Linked DNA regions of Homo sapiens: region 2 is linked to region 1. Evidence: read pairs that join two places in POLR2A ChIA-PET (ENCODE). Cell type or tissue: K562. All regions are shown on one strand. Links, peaks and the distances in the headings refer to the core of each region. The heading gives the core; the rest is flanking DNA.

Region 1 (10,749 bases), core at 2,966-5,465:
AATTGCTGCACTGTTCACATAGCAAAGACAGGGAATCAACCTAGGTGCCCACCACTGGTAGATTGGATCAAGAAAATGTGGTACATATACACCATAGAATACTACACATCCATAAAAAGAGTGAAACCATGTCCTTGCAGCAACATGGATGCAGCTGGAGGCTGTTATCCTAAGTAAATTAATGCAGGAACAGATAATCAAATATTGCATATTGTTTCTTAGGCGTAGGAGCTAAACACTGGGTACTCGTGGACATCAAGACGGTAATAGAAACTGAGGACTACTGGAGGGGGAGAGGGGGACAAGGGTTGGAAAACGAACTATTGGGTACTATGCTCAGTACCTGGGTAACAGGGTTAATTGTGTCCCCAAACCTCACCATCTTGCAATATACCCAGGTAATAAACCTGCACACGTACCCTCTGAATATAAAATAAAAGTTGAAATTATAGAAAAAATAAAAAAATAAAAAAGACTGTGAGATATTGGGAATGGAAATATTTTGGACATTGAAGAGTGCATTTTGAAAATAATGCTCTAATGTGAGAATTTTCTCCCGAGCGTTAACGAACTCACCACAGAGGCAACCTTGGTTATAGTGAAGGGGTCTGAGGAACAAGGAGAAAGTACACAAGATGCTCCCTCAAGGAGGCAAGAGTATACAACAACGTCTTGATTGATTATCCATTTTAGAGAGATCTATGGTAAATGCTCACGGGCTTTGTCTGGCCCCTCCGCATACCTCTCTCTTTGCAGAGTTTTGGAAACTCATTTCCACCCTCGCCAAGGCAAAAACACACTGGAAAGTGAAGCTGAGATTCAGTCATATTAGAAGGGGGCACTGGCCTCAGTACCCCCACCTGGGTTTGGGTCTCAGCTCTGCCCTTCTCTCCCTGCAGGCACCCGGGTAGGAATCTTCCCTCTCCGGGCCTCCGTTTCCCATCCGTATGTTGGTTAGAATATTATTAAGGTCCTTTTCAGCACTTGAAATGGATTCTGTGCTGTCCCAAGGCATCCAGTCAATCCCAGCTTCTAGTTGCTGCAGTGACTGGGTCACTGGTGCAGCATCTCCGGTCCACTCACAGCAGCAGTCAGGAACTTATGTTGCTGTGCTGATTTTCTGGTCCTCGTCCTGTTTCCTCACAGTGGCATGACGGATCGGACATGCCATGCGACTGCATGGTGGCTCAGCTTTCCTGGCATGCAAGAACGTGCAGGGTGCATACAGATGCCATGTTTTCTAACCATCGCAACTTTGAGGAGGCAGCAGGAGATGAGGCTTAGGAGGGAAGTGATTGCTCTACACAGCAACCCACGGTGGTGGGAAGAGGGGTCAATTGTAAAGTTGTAGGCCACCGGCTGAGACCTGCTGAGTGATGAGCATTACTCAGAGAGTGGGTCCAGTTCCCATTTTAGACCCAAAGTAAACTCTCCAGGCTCTGTTGTAGTTGGCTAATGGCAATCCCCAAACCACAGGCTCCAGAGATATGAGCCAGTGTTCCAGGAGAAGCCACCCGCAGGAGAGGGGAGGATGAAGGGAGAGAGCCTGGCTCAGAGTCCTGTGCTTTGGGGACTGATTGCTTCAGATGGAGGCATAGTGCCTCCTTTAGTTCAGGGTTCAGTGCTAAGATCTCAAGCAAAATCCAATCCACGTTCACAGATGCGCATATGGGAAGGGTGTTGAACTCGTTCTCCCCAAAGTCAACATCAAGAGAACCGAGGGACTGGTGGAGTCACTTGGAAGTTCTTCATTCTTTTTTTCTCAAGCTCAGAAAGACCAGCATACCACTTAGAGGCTTGGTTTGGACAGCTCTCCAAACCCCTGGTCAGATTGCTCTCTTGCAGCTAAAACACAGGGTTAGCTGAATTTTCTTCCAGACTTCATTGCAAACGATTATCTTGGCATATTATCTGTAACATTTCCTTTGGAGAGTTCCTCCATGTTAGAAAACAAAAAGTTTGCCATACCCTGTGAATGACTGAATTAAGAAGTAAAACCTCAAATCAGTCAAGATGCATGAAGATTTGAGTGACTTGTGAGCATGAATTACATGACAAAGACCTCATGAGGATGCCACGGCTAGGAAAGACGAGACCGTAGGATAATGTCGATCTGGATGCCTTTGCGACTTGTGAAATCTGAGAGCCCCACCTTGACGAGTCACCTGTGCAATCCCTTGCCCTAAGGTACGATCATACTTGAATCCTCAGTCTTCAGACTTTGTAGTCCTTGAACACACATGCACAGAAAATACACATTTGTATGCAATATTGCACCCTCCCCCATAACTCACTGCAATTAGGAGTTGAATTCCCCAGTTTGCTGGACTAAACTTCGAGACCCAGCAACAGGGGCTCTTGAGAAGGAAAAAAGGAATTCCACACTGGTGAGGTTAGGGCTGCAGCCTTTGAAGCGAGATGGCTTCGTGGAGGCTGCCTGCTTTAGAAACGGCTGGGTCCTGACGCTCTCAGGGGGGAGCTGGGAGAAGCGGCGTGGAGAAAACCACTCAGAAGCCCGGAAGACTGGAGCGGGCGCTCGCGCGGGGCTGGGATTTGTGTAGTGCTGTGGGTTTTACCTTCTGAGCACCCCATCTGCCCTCTCACAGGCACAGCAAGGGCCCTATAGTTGCTCTATTCTCCACCCATCTCTGAAAACTTTCCTTCTCTGATGCTACTTCAAAGCCCCCTGGGAAAGCCAAGTTGCCAATTAAGCCTCTTTGAGGCAGGTTCTCATTCCTTCCCCACTAATTGAAATGTTACTCCTTTTACTAAACCCATAAACCACCCAAACACAACGGTCTTCCTCATTTGCATTGTAACAATGTCCCTAATGTGCTTCCAAGAGCTTTACGTAAAGGCGAACCTTTTCTCCTCTCCCTGTATGAACGGTCAAAAGCAATTCCGAGGCAAAGGCCTTCATTTCCATCCCCATACAGCTGCTCATTAGCTCAGGTGGAATAAATTCCTTTTATTCTGGATTCATTTCCCAGGATGATAATGTCTTTTTTGTCTCAGACCAGTGTTCCCAAACTAGGCCTTAATTGCTGATAGTAATTGAGTTAATACATATTTACAGCAGGGTAAGGTTAAAGCAGTTCTCCTGTAGTTTTACTGGAGACATTTGATTTAACCTGCAATAAAATCATTAACAAGTTGTTCAGTGTTCATTCCGTCTGTCCTTTATCTTGTCTGCTCCTTGGGAAAGCTGGGTGAAGGCAGATGGCTTTGGCGCAGGCTCAGCTCTCAGGCTGCAGAGACGAGAGTGCCCAAGTCTCACCTCCTCACCTCCGGGTCCTCCTGTATTCAGAGAGAAGGACCTCTCCCACTGAAAGCAGATAGCCCGGGGCAAGGCTATGCAGCTCCCCAGGCGTCCAGCCAAGGAGCGCAGGCGGGAGGATGAAAGCCCATCAAAGCCACAGGGCTGGGCCAGGCTCTTGAATCAGCTCCCATCAGTAGCTCCGGCCCAAAGTGGCCCACAGGCGAGGCACCGAGCCGAGGTGTCAGGCAACGTGGTAGTCCTGGCCACTGGTGCATGCCTAGAGAAATGGGCTGAAAACAGGGTAGGAGGAGGGACCAAGGGCCGAGGGCAAAGCCAGGGAAAGCCAGGGAAAGCCAGGGGGTTTCCAAATTACACCCTGGGGGGCCTGATGGTTTGCTTGTGAAAAAGCCTTCTTGAACCTTCTCTCTCACCTTCTCATAGACAGGGAGAAATGTGGAGGCCTCCTTATCCAGGGGTTCCAGGCCTCTGTATCTACTGGAGTGAAATTGGCTTTACCCAAAAAGTGAGGCTGGCTTGAGTGCACTGCAGGCTGACGGCTGCTCCCTTCCTCCCTCACTTGCCTCGCCTGGGCCTCCGGCTGCTTTTCTATTCAGAAGGAGCCCAGCCTGAAATAAATGGTCCTGACTGGCAGAGATAGCTGGCAGTTCCCTAGAATCCCCACTGTCACGGGCTTCCTGGGTCCACAACTAGATTATACTTTCTAGTCCCCTTTCCAGTTAGATGTGGCTGCGTGACAGACTTCCAGCTAATGGTGTTTGGGCCAAGGGAACAGTGACACAGGCCATCTCCATGCTCTGCTCTCACTGGTGGCCTGGGGAGAGCAAAGATGACCCTGGGGCAAACGTTGAAAGCAGCAGAGCTGCGGTCAGCTCAAAAATGTCAATCATGAAAGAACTGCTGTCTCACCCTTCCCTGTGAGTGAGCATGCCATAAATGTCACTGTACACTTAGGGGACTTTTTTTTTTTTTTTTTTTTTAGATGGAGTCTCCCTCTGTGGCCCAGGCTGAAGTGCAGTGGCACGATCTCGGCTCACTGCAACCTCCGTCTCCCAGGTTCAAGCGATTATCCTGCCTCAGCCTCCTGAGTAGCTGGGATTACAGGCTCGCGTCACCATGCCTGGCTAATTTTTGTATTTTCAGTAGAGACGGGATTTCTCCATGTTGGCCAGGCTAATCTCGAACTCCTGACCTCAGGCTCTCCGCCCGCCTCATCCTCCCAAAGTGCTGGGATTACAGGCGTGAGCCACCGCACCCGGCCGAGGACTATTTTTTGTAGCGGGGAATCTACTAAACAGTCTGAAGTACACAGCACCATGAACCGGCATGGCTTTTGCCTAGAATGCTCGTCCACCAAGACTTTACCTGTGCACCCCTGAAGACCCGCTGAAATTCCAGCCCAGCTCTGAAGGCTTCCCATGACCAGAGGACACACCAATCCAGCCTTACACTGTGATTATTCCTGGTCTCCTACCACAGCCGCCTTTGCCTACCTCTAGGCAGATTGAGCCAAGCAGGAATCAGGCCTGACCACCTGAGTAAGATTTAGAAACTGAGCTTTAAGCTAAAAGCCTCAAAACCAAAGGTGGTTCCTCAGAGACTATGATTTTCTAATTCGTCGTTTTTGAAATCAGGCTCAAGAACCCGGGATGAGGAGGAAAAACACGAAGCTGATTTCTGGAGCAATTTGGCATGTTGGAGAGAGATGGCCCGTTCTTCTTACAGACGAAGAGACTGAGGCCCAAAAGCAGGGAGAGGCGAAATCAGCGCCCAGGCCTCCTGCCTCTCAGCCTGGGGCCCCTTCACTGCCTTCTTTAAACCTGACGACAAAAGCAAGGCAGGTGGAATGCGCTGGTATCAAGGCTCCCTTCACATCTCCTGGTACATCCTTTTCCTTTCACCACAACGTGCTTGTCTTCAGTGCACCCTGCTTCAGTGTTCTCAAATGGTATTCCCAATCGCCTTCCATCTCTATGTGCATTTCATGGCAAAGTTCCTGGTGCTGACACTTCCCACGTGAGCCTACTGGGAAGTGCCAACATTGTTCAAGGAACATGAACACGCGATAGAGAGGATCAGGACAGGCAGGAAACATAGCAACAGCGAACCTCTATTTCTTTGTAGCACCCTTCTCTTCGTGGGAAGAGAAGAGCTTGGGGAGGGATTCCATCTCCTATTACGGAGAAATAAACTGAGGCTCAGAGAGGTTGGGTGATTTGCACAAGTCTGGCGTGTGCATTTCTTCTTTTTGTTTTTTTAGATGGAGTCTCACTCTGTCGCCCAGGCTGGAGTGCTGTGGCTCAATCTCGGCTCACTGCAACCTCTGCCTTCCGGGTTCGAGCAATTCTCCTGCCTCAGGCTCCTGAGTAGCTGGGATTACAGGCATGCGCCACTAGGCCCAGCTAATTTTTGTATTTTTAGTAGAGAGGGGGTTTCACCATGTTGGTCAGGCTGGTCTCGAACTTGTGACCTCAGGTGATCCTCCTGCCTCGACCTCCTACAGTGTTGGGATTACAGGTGTGAGCCACCGCGCCTGGCCCATTTCTTCTGATTCCCATTCCAGTGTTCTTCCCATGGAGGAGTCTGCTATCAGAAGGAGAAGTTTCTCTTTTCTATGTCATAAAAGAAAGCGACACCAGGCTACAGTTTGAAGCTATATTTTATCCTTTAAAATTCAATCAACCATATTTTCACTAATTATCTCCCAAAGCAGAGGCCTATTTTCCAGTGTTAATTTCTTAGAGTCTAGAGGCGTGCTGATCAGAACTTGAAATCTGACCTAACCTGTGGGTTGACCTAGCTTTCCACAATGCAGCGCCTCCGTCAGCGTTTTTCCTCATAGTTGGAGCTGGTTCAAAACCCACGTTTTCTGCTTTCACATCCTTCCTTGCAGCAAGCTGCAGGGGAATCAGGAGCCTGGATGCTTGGCTCAGGAGGGGTCCGTAAGGCCATATAGTCCAATTCTTATTTTACTACTGGGGGGCCATAAGCCCACAGCAAGCCTGTGGCAGGGCATGGGGGTCCCAACTCTCCAGCAGAAAGTGCTTTATGGGAGAATGTGGGAGATGGAATCCCAGATTGGTTAATTTTCCATAAAGGAAAAGAGGAATAAACATTTTCTTTAAATCCCATAACCTAGAACAAGGAGGAGGAAGCTACCCACATCCACCATTTTCCTTTGGGAAATATGTTGCATGCCACCCTGTCTACACATTTAGAAAATTGTCACTTTTTCAGATGTCGATGCCTGTTTTCCCCTCGCATGGCTGCCTGCATCCTTCGGACTCACCTCTTCTGTTTTGTCAGCAGTTCTTTTTCTGTTAGTGAGTGTGTATTTGGGGGAGCGGTGGGAAGGGTGTGCATGGGTCGTGGGTGGGGTGACAGTCACTCAGACACTGGAGAGAGAGGAGAGAAAGGAGAGGTTGACAGGGTTGGCACTGGAAGTGCCTACCAACAGCTGTTCTTCAGCATTTATTGCATGCTTTGTGTCATGAAGGAATCTTGCTTCATATATACATACTGTATAATTCACTAGGTTCTTTTTCCATCTTTTTTATTCTTAAAAAAAATCTTTGGAAAGCAGAGACCTGGAGAGCAAGAGCTAACATATTGGGAATACTACAATATTCTACATGATATGCTTCTCATTTTCACATAGAAATGAGAAAACTCTTTCAATCCCTGACAATGGCACGGGACAATCATATCTTGATTGTCATGGTGAGGAGGTCTACGCTCAGAGGAGGACCTTGTCTAAGATCACACAGCTAGTAAGTGGCAGAGGCAGGATTCGAACTCAGATCTGTCTGAGTCAAAGTCAAATTTCTTTCCACAACATTAAACTGCCTCCTAAGTACATAGAACTGTTAGCAAAGAAGAGCAATTGTCCCCAGTTTATAGCTTGAGAAAATGGAGTCTGCAAGTCTCAGAGAAGAATAAAGTCCTATAGTTTCTAATCAACAAAACTGTGACTAAAATTCCAACCTGTGTTAAGTGAAATGGTAGGTACGGGAGAACTCCAAGGTATGGCCCCACCCTCAAGAGACCAGCCATCCATTGAGACCTGTGACTGCTACTGGTGTCTCAACAGGGAATGGTTCCGAATGAGTGCGTTGGTGAGGCACAGGTTGGGTGGTATAAATAATGAAGGCTGAAGAGTCTGAGGTGGTGATCAGTGCTGAGTCCAGACTGCTGCCCTGTCTGCATATCTGCTAAAATGGTCTTTGCTGGAGGCCATGGATCCTCTTACATTATTTATCAGAATCTCTTATCATCTGGAAATAAGAAAACCCAAATCAATTGTTGACAAACATTTTGCAGTAATTGCATCTCCTTACTAAGGGCTGGACTATCTCTCTTTGAAGAATGAAGCTGGAGAGTGTAATTGCTGGTCAGTTCTTCTCCTCACAATGACCTGAGTAAAGACTCTGAGGCCAGGGAGAGTGGGAGCCTCTCCCCTCAATGTTACCTCCAAAAGGAACAGGGGATAAATACCCTTGTAAGACAGTTGGCCTCATTTTGTGGATGTGAATTCAATGGCTCACAGCTCCATTCTACTCATCCTGGCTCCGGCTTAAGTTTTAAAAACTAATTCTCTCTGCATTAATCTGAAAAGATCCTTCAAACAAAAGCTCAACATCTGAGTCTATTTACCGAGTGTGCAGCTGTGTCAATTGGCCAAGACAAAGCGAAGGCTTCCTGGTCAGCCCACAATGGGCGGCAGGTAGTCTTGCAAACAGAGAAACACAAGGCAGGGGCCTTTCACGAGTCAGCAAACCTCCTTCCAACAAGGAAGAGCTGGAGCAGAGGGGTCAGGAGGATGGAGTGCCGCCCCACCCCCACTCTCACCAGCACACAAGTGGGACTGAAAGGTAGGATCTGTAAGCCCATCAATTAGGGCTATTAAAAAGGTAATTAGCCCTCTTCTATGGAAACCAAGGACAGAGATGTGAAAAGGGGGACATTCATTTCCATGTGGTTACATTTTAATGTGACCAGTGCACTTTAGTCATGAAACGAGGTGCTATTGTTGAGAATATCACTTGGTTGGTCTTAATGGGAAGGTGCTACTAAGTCAGTTAAGGAGCTATCTTACATTTAGAATAGTAGCTATTTTTAATTCTTGAAAAAAATATTTTTCTGCTATCAAACTCTAGATTCAAATCAAATGGCCAGGTTTGGGAAGCAAGGGAGGAGTTGAGAGTCATTTCTTTTCTAGTTTCCTTACCCAAAAGAATTGTGGCAGGAAATGAAATTTTAAAATGTCAACAAGGAATAATTTGTCTTGGATTCTGAGAAGTGTGAAATTTAAAATTAATGTTTCTGTTTCCTCTCTTTTTAGACGTGTGTGGGTATTTCGGTAATAAAGCCCAAGAAAGACAGAAAATGAATAGAGGAAAGATCTTTGTTATAATGAGATTTGAAGACAGTTATTCAAACGGACCTAAAGCATATGATGCTCTGTGCAACACTGGCCCCGTTCACAATGAATGCACTTACACGTATTTACATTGCCTCTTTCTGTGTGTGTGTGTGTGCGTGCATGCACGGTGGTAGCAGTGGTGGTTGTGTATGCACACCTGCAAGTAAAGGATAATTTAATTTTATTTCTCTACCATCTCATGCTCTCCTTCCCCATCACTACTCCCGCTACTTTTTTGAGGTAAAATTGTGCATACAATGAGATGCAAAGATCTTAAGAGTACAGTTGGGTGTATCACATCCCATTAATCCACATAGTAATGAAGAGATACAATATTCCCATCACATCAGAAGTCTGCTGCCTCCATCCAGTCAATACTACCCTCCCCAGGCAATCACTGTTTTGATTTTTATTACTATGGATTCGTTTTGTCTGTTCTTTAATTTCATATACATGGTATCAAACGGTATGAATAGTTTTGTATCTGGCACTTTTCACTCAAAATATTACTTTTTGAGATTCATCCATGATGTTGATTGAGTGTATTAGTAGTTCATTCTCTTTTATTTGTAAGTAACATTTCATTGTATGACTATACCACAGGGTATCCATTCTTGTGTTGATGGACATCTGGGTTGTTTCCAGTTTCGGACTATTATGAATAGAGCTGCTATAAACATTCTTGGATAAGACTTTTTGTGGGCATATGTTTTTATTTCTCTTCGGTCATTATCTAGGAGTGAAAATGCTGGCTCATAGATTAGATGTATCTTTAACTTTGTAAGAAACTAAGAAACTGCTAAACAGTTTTTTAAAGCGGTTCTACCACCTTACACTTCTAACAGCAATGTAATGAGTTTCAGTTGTTCTGCCTCCTTACAGACTTGATGTTGTGAGTCTTTTTAAATGTAGCTGTTCTGATGCGTATTTAGTAGTCATCTCATTGTGGTTTTAACTTGCATTTCTCTGATGACTATTGATGTTGAACTCTTTTCTTGTATGCTTTTACCATTCCCATATCTTCTTTCATGAAACTTCATTGAAGTCTTTTGTCCATTTTTATTAGTTTATATTATTATTAATTTGCAAATATTCTTTACCTTTTCTGGATAAACTATCTTCTAATACACAGGTATTGCAAATATTTTCTCTTGGCCTATGGCTTTCATTTTCATTTTCCTAAGGGGTCTTTCTGATGAGCAAAAGTTTATTATTTTGATGAAGTCTAAGTTTTCACATTTTTATTTTATAGTTAGTGTTTTCTGTGTCTCATCTTTGGGATACAGAAAAAATCTGTAATCTTTGCTCTACTCCAAGGTTGTAAAGACATTCTTCTGTGTTTTCTTTTAGCAGCTCTTTAATTTTAAATTTTGTGATTGAACTGATAATTCATCTCAATTAATTTTATATGTATGGTATGAGGCAAAGATTGAGGCTTATGTTTCTCCCAACATTTATCCAGTACTTCTAGAACCATTTGATAGACTTTCCTTTTCCCCGTTAACTGCTCTGATGCCTGCATCATAGATCAGCTGATTGTATCTGTGTGGTTCTATTTCTGAGCTTTCTATTCTATTTTTTTTCTTTTTGGTCTGTCTTCATGCCAATATCACATTGCTATGATTTTTGTATATTTTTTAATGTCTTGAAATCAGATATTGGGGCCCCTTGAATCTTGCTCTTTTTTTGAAGATTCTTTTGGCCATGTTAGATATCCTTTGCATTGTTATATAAATTTTAGAATCAACTTCTCAATTTCTACAAAAAGCTTGTTAAGATTTTGATTGGTTGTGTTGAGTCTGTGAATTAGTTTAGTAAGAGGGAAATTTAATGCCTTAACAATATTGAACCTTTCAATGAATGAATATGCTATTTCTTTCTATTTATTTGTTTTCCCTTATTTTTCTCAGCAAGATTGTATAATTTTTACTGGCGAGGTCTTGCACATCTTTTGTCTAACTTACTTCTGAATATTTTATGTATTTTGATGCCATTGCAAATGACATTTTGAAATTTTACTTTCTAATTGTTTGTGGTTAGTATGTCATAA
Region 2 (10,749 bases), core at 5,452-7,951, 230 kb before region 1:
CCAGCACACTTTGAATTTACAGGGAAGTTGCCTCTTCTAGTGACCACATTCACAGTTCAGTGGCCTCACTTGGAAGAAACTCTGTTCCTTGCCCAACTTGCTCCATCTGGCTCAGTCCTCCAGGCCATGTCTTTTGTCTAAGACCCATTGTTATACCTAAATTTGAGATTCAAGGTAGCAATGATATCATTACTGGTGGGCTTTTTCTTCTTTCTTTTAAAGAAAAGATAGCAGTTATTTCCTTTAGCCACTAACCTTTATAATATTTTTATTCCCTGGAACTTAATGAGCATCTATAGAGCCAAGCTGTGGAGTTGTGAGGCTCGATGCAAACACCACCTCTGCACAGGAAACACCTCCTGTTCCTCTAGCTAGGGCACCTGTTGGGAGCATCAGCTGAGGGCAGGTATATCTCTTAGACTTATGCCTCTTTCCTCACTAAAAAAGAAAGAAAACAGGCCAGGCACTGTGGCTCACGCCTGTAATCTCAGCACTTTGGGAGGCCAAGGCGGGAGGATCACTTGAGGTCAGGAGTTTGAGACCAGCCTGACCAACACGGTAAAACATCATCTCTACGAAAAGCATAAAAATTTGCCCAGTGTGGTGGTGGGTGCCTGTAATCCCAGCTACTCGGGAGGCTGAGGCAGGACAATTGCTTGAACCCGGGAGGTGGAGGTTGCAGTGAGCTGAGATCGTGCCACCGCACTTCAGCCTGGGTGACAGAGCAAGACTGTCTCAAACAAACAAACAAACAAACAAAAAAGAAAGAAAACAGTTGTTGCTCAATCTGTGATCATTCTCTAGGTTTGTCGCTGTAGTCTGCAGTGGGGGAGGAGAACAGTTTTCGACTCTAAAATTCACATAGAATAGTTTGTTCATAATTTAAAAAAACAATGACTCTACTTAGTACTGTTTCCTGTTTCTTCTCTTCTTCCCTTCTCTTTTTTCTCTTCTTTTTTTCCTTTTCTTTCCTTTCTCCTTCTCAGCTTTTTTGTTTTTTCTCATCCTGCATGTTGTTGTTCTCCCCCTTCTTCTCACCAATATCATCATCATCATTTCCTAACTCCGCATCCTGACGCATGCGAGGAGGACGAGGAAGAGAAGGGGGGAGCAGGAGGAAGAAGAAGAGCAGGGGGAGGAGGAGGAAGGAAGAGCAGAAGGAGGAGGGAGAGGAGGAGGAAGAAGAAGAGCAGAAGTAGGAGGGGAAGTTGGTGAATTAATGAATACAAGAGTGTAATTATATGACTGTCACAGCTCAGGTTAGGCCCCTGGCTGGAGATCTGGGATGGTGTAATCCACGACTTACATTGCTTATGCAGTGGGCTCTTTCCCGGAATTCCCTCCTGCCACATTCCATTTGATGTGGGGAAGCTAAGTGAATATTACAGCGCATTTTGAGAAGACAGTGAATTAGGTGGTCTCAGTGTTGAGCGAAAATTCTCTTTTCCCTCTCTGATCACACAATCTCAGGAACTGTTTTTTATTCCTACACTAAATGGATCTCAGCTGCAGTTTAAGAGGCCTGAACATACCTGTAGCAGCTAAAAGAAAGCCCACCAACTTCTACCTCAAACCAATTCTTTATCCCAGTAACTTTTTTTAAGCACCACAATTTTGTAACCTGTTGGTCATCCTCCAGTGAGTGCCGTGCCGAGCCACTTTAGAGACTGAGGCCAAAAAGGAAAATGCCCAGTCACAGTTTCTGTCTTTATGTGAATTTTTAGTATTTCATACATCATAAATGTTTGGATTCCTTTTTATTTTAAAAAATATTGCATTGAAATATTATGTATCTTGATTACTGAGTTTTTCGACATCCCCTTAAATTTTGCACCCTGGTCTTGGCTTTGTTGAAACCCCTCTCAATACTCCCAATGCAGTTTAGGTGGTGACCAAGCCCTAAGCCCTGCCGATCGCACCCTGTGACTCTCTGCCCGTCTCCCTTTCTGGTCAGCACCATAGCAACCGCCTCCTAACTTGTCTTCCTGCTTCCATCCACTCTTATTCCCCATACATCCTTTTCCCCCAGTGAGTTAAGGGTGGCTTTCTAGAACATGGTCACCATACTGGCCAGCCAAACTGGGTGGCTCCCCCATCCCCGACCCATACCCATCCACTCTGCCCCTTCCGCCTTGGGGAGCAGCCTTGGAATCTGGGTGGGATTGACCTCATCAGCAGCTCTAGGGGAGGGCCCTGGGAGGTGTAAACCTCAGCAATGAGCTCAGGAGGGCTCCAATCCCACTGCGGCCCAGGATGTCTCTGAATAGCTGTAGGAGAGAAGATCTCTCCCGCTCACTCTGAGCTGGGCTGTGTGTGGATGACAGGCCTGGAACCACCATAGATGAGAGAGGTCAACAAAGGATGCAGGTGGCACACAGAGGAGAGGAGAGCTAAGAGAATAACCAACACAGCAGAGGACTGATGGAACGGAACCCGAAACCCCCTCTCTTCTGGACTTCTCCATTCACTAAGCCAGTGAATTGCTGGGTCACTGAAGGCTGTTGGTGCAGTCTTCCGTGGATAGACTATTATTTAACCAGCCTTCATTTTTGGGCTGTAAGCTTATTTCTGTTGTTGCTTCCTTATTTGTTATTAAACTGCTGCAATAAAAATTGTTGTACAGCTTTTGCATATGTAAATATTCGTAGAAAAACTGATGGGAAGTGGAATTCCTGGGCTGAAGGGTGTGCATAGTTTGAAAATTCATAGAAACTGCCAAATTATACTCTCAAAGGACAAACCACCACTAAGAGAGTTTGAGGGTGCTCAGCGGTGAGATAATACACATATCGGGCAATGTCTGCAGATCAGTGCAGAAGTTAGCCGTCAGCCTGAGGTGCTGAAGTAGGGTCCAAGGAGGTCCTGCTGGGCCATGTGTTAATTTTTTTTTTTTTTTTTGAGACGGAGTCTCGCTCTGTCACCCAGGCTGCAGTGCAGTGGCTAGATCTCGGCTCACTGCAAGCTCCGCCTCCCGGGTTCACGCCATTCTCCTGCCTCAGCCTCCTGAGTAGCTGGGACTACAGGCGCCTGCCACCACGCCTGGCTAATTTTTTGTATTTTTAGTAGAGACGGGGTTTCACCATGTTGGCCAGGATGGTCTCAATCTCCTGACCTTGTGATCCGCCTGCCTTGGCCTCCCAAAGTGCTGGGATTACAGGCGTGAGCCACCGCGTCCCGCCCCCAGGTGTTAGTCTTTAATAGCTGGTGGGTGAGGAGTCAGGGGTCCCAAGGGAGAGACCAAGGTGGCCAGGTCAGCAGGACGCACTGTGAGAGTTCAGGGCAGTAGCTGTTTACCAGCTGTCATGGAAGCACTTCAGTGCATTGATCTATTTTCTTCTTCCCACACCAGCAGAGGAATATGGTTCAAAATGATATGCAGCTTCCTATAGCTGTCTAGTAAGCTGTAAGTAAGTAAACAAGATTCCCTTTATTGTTCTTTTCCAAAATTCTCTTGGTTGTATTTTTAAATTTTCTCTCTCAGATAAAGTGTGTGCAAAGGCTTAGCTCTGGTTTCTAGATGGCTGGTCTCACTTTCTGCTGGAGAAGGAATATATCATTTCTTCCCGAGACAGCTCTTTGACCAGGTCTGCCAGCCATTCTTTAGGTTGTTTTTTTTCTCTTCTTCTTTTTTTTTTTTGGGGGGGGTGGGGGGGCTCTTGCTCTGTCACCCAGACTGGTATGCAGTGGCACGATCATAGCTCACTGCCTCGAACTCCTGGGGTCTATCAACCCTCTCTTTGGGACATTTTTCTAAATTAACTACTTAAACCCAAAATAAAGTGACTATGTGGAATAAAAGTCTGAGAGAATATGGCGCTAGGAGAAAATGATGGCTGGAAAGAGGAAACTCTCAACCTGCTGTATATTCCATTTTACAGAGGATCCAGCGATGTGAAGGGATGTGGGGAAGGGCATACTGAGCCTGGGTGGCAGATCGGGTGAAGGGATGTGGGGAAGGGCATACTGAGCCTGGGTGGCAGATCGGGTGAAGGGATATGGGGAAGGGCATACTGAGCCTGGGTGGCAGATCGGGAAACAAAGGTCAGGGCTGCCAACTACCCACCCAGAGCTGCTTCCCCCATGCTCGCCTGCTCCAGGCCAGGCAACCTCAGTGTTGCAGTTGCTTTTGTGGATGGATCCAGCCTTTGACATCTTTCAGGGCACACTTATGCCAACGATTTCCTATTTCCTGCCTGCTCGCAAAACTACTAAAGGGAGATGAAGTGGCGTTAGAAATGTGCGTGAATTTTTGCAGCCAGCGTCCTAAGCACTCCTGGAGGGGCTGTTCTTCTGAAGAGCATCCCCCTTCCCCTGCTGTATTTTCTTCATACCACATATCATCATCTGAAATATTATTTATTCATACCACATACCATCATCTGAAATATTATTTATTATGGTTATTTAATGTGCACCCCCTCCCCTGAGGAGTTCCGTTAGGGCAGGGACTTGGTTTTGTTTGTGACTGTATCCCTCCATGCCTGGAACAATGCCTGGCACACAGTAGCTTCTCCATGAATGTTTGCTGAGTGACTGGATGCATTGGATCCTCTCGTGGGTTTGTAGCCTGTTTCTCCAGGGAGATGAGGAAGTTGGCGCCACTGAATGCCAAAGCCTTTTTTGTAGGTGCCAATCAGGACAGAAATCAGGCGGGGGACAAATAGAGACCGAGAGTCTCAGAAGTCTTGGCACCAGGGCACAAGGACCTCAACCAAATTGCCTTCGAGAATGTAAACAATTCTTTTTATCATTCACTGGGTTTTTTGCCAAAACTTTCAAATGCTGAGGAGGCATGAAAAGTAGCAAGATTGTTTATGATCTTTGGTCTTTTTTTTTTTGCTTGTTTTTTTTAACCTTGAAGCTGAGTGAACAAAAACAACGAGGATCCACCTAGAAGGATGTTGAAAGTTGTATCTGGTAGCTTCAGCTAAGTTCATCAGGCCGTTTAGCAGTGAAAGAGAAAAGATATCATGGAGTGGGATCAAGTGTGGATTTACTGAGGGTTGACCAAGTTCAGGGGGTATCTGAAACACAGGGCTTGCCATCCTCTTCTCAGGACCAGGAAAAAGTCACTACAAATACCTCATCACTTCATGAATCCTTGGTCTCCTCATCTGTAAAATGGGGTGACAAAGACCTACTTTGCAGTGTTTGAGGATGAAAGGAGCTGGTGAGTTGAACGAATGTGCTCTGTAGATGGTCAGACGTGCAAATGCATTATTGTTTTCATTGTAAAAGGATTTGAATTTGAATTCTGCGTGGTCAAGGTGGCATATCTAAGTGGCAGAGTAATTGATTGAGATATTAATTTAGAATTCTATTGTTAGGTATTTGGGTTTCCTTGTCTCAGGATTCCTTGATAGGACGGAAAGCAGGAGTTCCTCAAAACCCTTCTCTCTTACATTCTGGCCTTGCTTTAGAGAAGATTATGCTAACCAGGAAAGGAGGCAGTGAGAGAGGCTGGGACACAGAAGGAGATTTGGGTGCAGGGAGGGAAAAGTGGGCTGGAGACGTCCTTCCAGACTTCAGAGAGGAACAGTGCGGGGATCCCAGGCCTTACTCTCTTCCCTCCCAGGGTTGCAGGGGTGGACGCAGAATCTGGGGAGGGAGAGGCTGCTGACCCTATCCTTGCAGAGGCCACAGCCCAGGAGCAGAGGAGCTGCTGGCCGGCAGAGGCCCTGGGGTATGGTGAGGAGGTCATTGTGCTGGTGGGGACTGAAAACCAGAGCCTCTCTTAAGGCTGCTCCACTTCCACACCTTGGTCCCTTCCACCGCACAATGTAGGTGATGCTGCTTCCAGGATGGGCCCTAGTCACTAATGACCGAATTAGTCAATTTCTTCACCCACCCAGTGAACTGGAGACTCCTCAGCAGAATTAATTTTTTTAAAGAAAAATCATGTGGCATTTCTTTCATGCCAAGTTTGTGAAATAAAGCCCATACCTGCTCCACACAGAACACACTATTTAATAAACGCCCTTGGGCAAAAGTGTCAGTAGCAATTCCTGGAAGAGACATGTCCTGAAAGAACTAGTAGAAACCAGGAAATCGCTGTCCTATTTTTGTCTCTGACACTAACAAGCTCTCTGTGACCTTAAGTAAGTCCCTTCCTCCATCTGTGCCTTCCATTTATTTATTGGTCGTATGAAGATATACTGGACTAAATTCCTGGTTCATGTTACTACACATTTAGAATGGATTTGGGAAACAGGAAATAGTTATGAAACCATATTCTCAACCAAGGATATGGTTTTAGACGCCGTTCCAGTCATGTTAATTTCCACCTCAAAAACAATGGATTTTTGATAAAGCAGAGTTTCTGCAACTGCAGAAGACAACTCGAATAAATGTGACACTATGATTGTCACCTGCTGAAGCAACACTTGTTCATGCACTCGTGGTCTCTGTTGGGATTTTGGTCTTGGTGGCAATACATACTTCTTGGGATTTTTATTTTAAAAAGAAAAGCGCCTTTGGAAAAAAAAAATCCTTCCATAAGGAGCTCATCTTTCACCAGGGCTGGAAGAGTGTAAACAGGACTGCGTGAGGTTCCGTGTTTATGTTTTCTCAATGACTTCCAGATCAAATTTGCTGTGTTTACAAGTTGGAGACACTTTTTCTAACTGCCGGCATTGCAACTCAAACGGGGGTCCGGCCGCCCAGCTGGGCTGGCTCTGCTTCGAGTTATCCCGCACCTCTGACAACAGCTCCACGGTGCCCCAGCAGGAAAAGCGCTTAGCTCAGCAGCCGCCTGCAGACACCGGCTTTTCATACTTAAATCAAAACAAGATGCCAGGTTATTATTATTATTATTTTAAACTTTAAGCCTTAGGTCCAGAGGTAGAACGTGGACTGCAGAGGTGATCTTTTCTTCCCCTTCATGCTTGACAATTGCTTTAATTTTTCCCTATGCTTCCAAGAGTTCTTACCTCATCCAGACCCCGTGAATCTCACTTTGAAGTTTCTCTTAATTCCTTTCAATCATGAGCCCTGTGAACCGCATGCCCAGAAGCCTCTGCCTGCCATGGATTTTGCAGGTCACCTGTTGAGGTACCCATTGGTGCTCCACAAAACTTGAAATACAAAGCTCTTGACTCTTTTCCCCCTTTTAAAACACATATCCCTTTATAAAACAGCCGTTTTACTTAAATCCCTTTGTGCTAGATGTTTTATGCGTCTAAGAGATGGTACTTTGACCATGAAGCTGTCATCCCAACCAGCTGTCAGCAATATCTTTTCTTTTCTTTTCTTTTCTTTTTTTTTTTTTTTGACACGGAGTCTTGCTCTGTCGCCCAGGCTGGAGTGCAGTGGCGCGATCTCGTCTCACTGCAAGCTCTGCCTCCCGGGTTCACGCCATTCTCCTGCCTCAGCCTCCCGAGTAGCTGGGACTACAGGCGCCCACCACCATGTCCGGCTAATTTTTGGTATTTTTAGTAGAGACGGGGTTTCATCGTGTTAGCCAGGATGGTCTCGATCTTCCGACCTCGTGACCCGCCTGCCTCGGCCTCCCAAAGTGCTGGGATTACAGGCGTGAGCCCCCGCGCCCGGCCCGTCAGCAATATCCTTGCAGCGTTTTCTGCGGTGGACGACGGAGTGCACGGGCTCGTTGCTCACTGTCTGCCGTGCTCCCAGGGAGCCCCCAGCATGGAGAGGAAGGAGTGTCCTTGGCTGCAGCAGCCTGAGTTCCCACCACCAGCGCTGACTGGCCCTGTGACCTTGGCTGAGTCTCCGGTTCTCTGAGGCCCAATTTTCTTCTCTGCCTTCTTGCCTCACAGGGATAAGTCGCGGTCCCATGCGACACAGCAGGGGTGAAAAGACTTTGTACCTGGTAAGGCCCCGTGGGAGGAAAAAGTTCCAAGATCATCAGGCTCAAGGTTCTTGAGAATGGGACCAATGGGGATCAGGGATGCCGTCTGCGGCTATGAAATCCCTGAAACGCGGGCATGAAGTGTTCGGTGTCTCTACAGCACCCCCTTTTTGTGGACTGTTATGACTGTGGCATGCTACTTTCCTCTCTGGGGCTCCAGGTGTCCCTCCGTCAACTGGGAGGGCTGCACTTGGCGGTGTTTAAGGAGCCTTCCAGCTCCAATGTGCTGTGATTCTGCTCCATGCTTCTCAGGCTGGGACATAGGGCAATGCGATGGGATCGGAGGGGAGAAAAAACGAATATTTAGAAACCTCAATTGAAGGGTTTTTTGGGGGGGGAAATAAACAAGCAAATGAAAACTTTATTACCAGGAAACTCAGATCTTAATCAATTTCAGGCTGGGTACGGTGACTCACACCTATAATCCCAGCACTTTGGGACGCCATGGTGGGTGGATCACTTGAGCTCAAGAGTTTGAGAACAGCCTGGGCAATATGGTGAAACTCCATCTCTTAAAAAAAAAATTAGCTGGGCATGATGGCATTCACCTGTAGTCCCTGCTACTTGGGAGGCTGAGGCAGGAGTGTTGCATTAGGCCGGGAGGTTGAGGCTGCAGTGAGCCAAAATGGCACCACTGCACTCCAGCCTGGATGGCAGAGTGAGTCCCTGCCCTGTCTCGAAAAAAAAAAAAAAATTAAAAAATTAATTTCAGTGACCGTTCTTATTAGAGGTTTAAATTTTACCCAAATTATGTATTCTTTGGCCACCCCCTCACAGACAGATCACACACATACACATGTGCATGCATCATATGTACATTCTTATTTCCCCTAGCTTTCTTTCTTCATCTCTTCTGTTTTGGTTACAAGTGTCTTTTTACTTTGCTCTTTTTTTTAGAGACAGGGTCTCTCTCTGCTGTGCAGGCTGAAGTGCAGTGATGTGGTCACGGCTCACTGCAGCATCAACCTCTTGGACTCAAGCGATCCTCTCGTGTTGGCTGCCTGAGTAACTAGGACTACAGGTACGTATCATCATGCCCAGCTCATTCTTAAAAATTTTTTGTAGAGATAGGGTCTTGCTATGTTGCCCAGGTTTGTCTTGAAGTCCTGCCCTCAAGCCATCCTCCCTCCTTGGCCTCCCAAAACACTGGGATGTACTGTGGCTGTACACATTGTCTTAGTATAAGCTATTTAAAAATTTTTTGAAATTGGGTAAGTGAAAATATTTTATTTTTATAAGAAAAAAAGATTCATAAAGAAAGTGGACTGTGTTCCTTTGTATTTTCAATACTGTGGTCTTGTTCCTATAACTTACAGCACAGGGAGCTCTATTGGCTGTTAATCAAACAAAGCCTTGACCTAGTCTGGAGAAGTTGTCATAGTCCTGGCTCTGATGTTGCTTGCTGTGTGACCTTGGAATTGTCACTTTCCCTCTCTGAATCACAGCCACCTCATTTGGAAAATAAAGAGGTTGGACCAGATGATCTCTGAGGTGTCTTTCAAGCTTTTTTTTTTTTTTTTGAGACAGAGTCTCGCTGTCTCCCAGGCTGGAGTGCAGTGGTGTGATCTCAGCTCACTGCAAGCTCTGCCTCCTGGGTTCATGCCATTCTCCTGCCTTAGCCTCCCGAGTAGCTGGGACTACAGGCGCCCGCCACCACGCCTGGCTAATTTTTTGTATTTTTAGTAGAGACAGGGTTTCACCATGTTGGCCAGGCTGGTCTCGAACTCCTGACCTCAAGTGATCTGCCCGCCTCGGCCTCCCAAAGTGCTGGGATTACAGGCATGAGCCACCATCCCTGGCATCTTTCAAACTTAAAGATCTCCATATAGGTGACTCACCTTAATAAAACCCAACATGTGAAATGATTAATAAATAAAATCTACCTTCCCCAAACACCTTTTTACTGATAAAGCAGGCTAATAAAGGTAAAACAGCTTGCAATGTAAAAAATAATTTTAAAAGTAGCTGCTTCGTTTTAGAAATGAATTGATTTATATGTAGCGTGACAAATTCTCTCATACCTCTAACTGAAAAAAGTTTGTCTAGTCGGACATTTCAGTGACGGTTCTTTATCCTTAGCAGCTGATCCTGCCACATCCATCAGATAAATTCCCAAGAAATATCCTCATAATGTTCAGCTGAAATCTCTAATGGGTACGATCAAATCAGGCTTAATGTTAGCTCTGGTGAGCAGTCACGTTGAAAGTATGTGTTGCTTTCTCATTATCATTTTATTTCTACCATTAGCCACATTCAAAAATATAAATCACTCCTAATATCTTTCAGAATGAAGGTTAACTATGTCACCTCAGAGCTGACCCTCATCACAAGTGACAATGTGAGGCATTATGGGAGGAATAGGAAACACGGTGCCAAAGGGTCATGTGTGGTGTGACCTTGGGTAAGTCACTTCCCCTCTCATGGCCTCAGTGTCCTTATATGTAATTGTGGGGTTGTTAGAGTAGGTAGTTAGGCAGACATGAGCAGGGCAGGACAGGCCCCCCCTCCACCCCCAGGAATGTCAGGTGACTATCAGGTGACGATGAGGTGGTTCTTAAACTCTCAAAAATAATAATTGTCCACAGCCAGCACCAGGGAAAGGCAGTCTCCCAATAGATAGAAAATACCTGAGGCTGATGAACAGCAGCTTCCGGATAAGATCTCCGGAGTTGTGTGAGTGGGCCCTAGCTTGCGCACTAAGAGGCACAATGGCGGAGTTTAACTGGTATATGACCTTCCTCTAGGAACGCTTGACTGGTAAGGGAAAAACACCTTAAGTGAGCACACACACAACTTCAATAAACCCACTGCACATGCCACCCCTGCCAAGTGCTGGCAGACACTGTGCATGTGGACAGCCCACCCCAAGGGAAGAATCAGGG

The links. ChIA-PET counts read pairs that join two places held together with the same protein. Peaks named below come from ENCODE experiments on the same cell type or tissue, not always from the same donor. Only the 100,000 strongest peaks of a DNase experiment are listed, where the experiment ranks them.
Region 2: POLR2A ChIA-PET joins it to region 1 with 6 read pairs; 2 of 35 experiments call an interaction of 5 or more read pairs at or near these places.

The regions. Positions count from the first base shown.
Region 1 is chr3:193,936,076-193,946,824 of GRCh38, reverse strand. LOC105374287 (a long non-coding RNA gene) reads left to right here and starts at 4,260. Exons shown (of 2, transcript XR_007096293.1): 1 at 4,260-5,158; 2 at 6,861-10,749. RefSeq lists enhancers at 2,665-3,315, 2,136-3,797, 3,971-4,265. In K562, for the core only: no CTCF peak of the experiment used is centred there; a DNase peak (open chromatin) is centred at 4,124.
Region 2 is chr3:194,172,710-194,183,458 of GRCh38, reverse strand. No RefSeq gene overlaps it. Among named protein-coding and RNA genes, the nearest start is that of HES1, 42 kb to the right of the region's middle. RefSeq lists an enhancer at 7,155-8,068. In K562, for the core only: no CTCF peak of the experiment used is centred there; no DNase peak of the experiment used is centred there.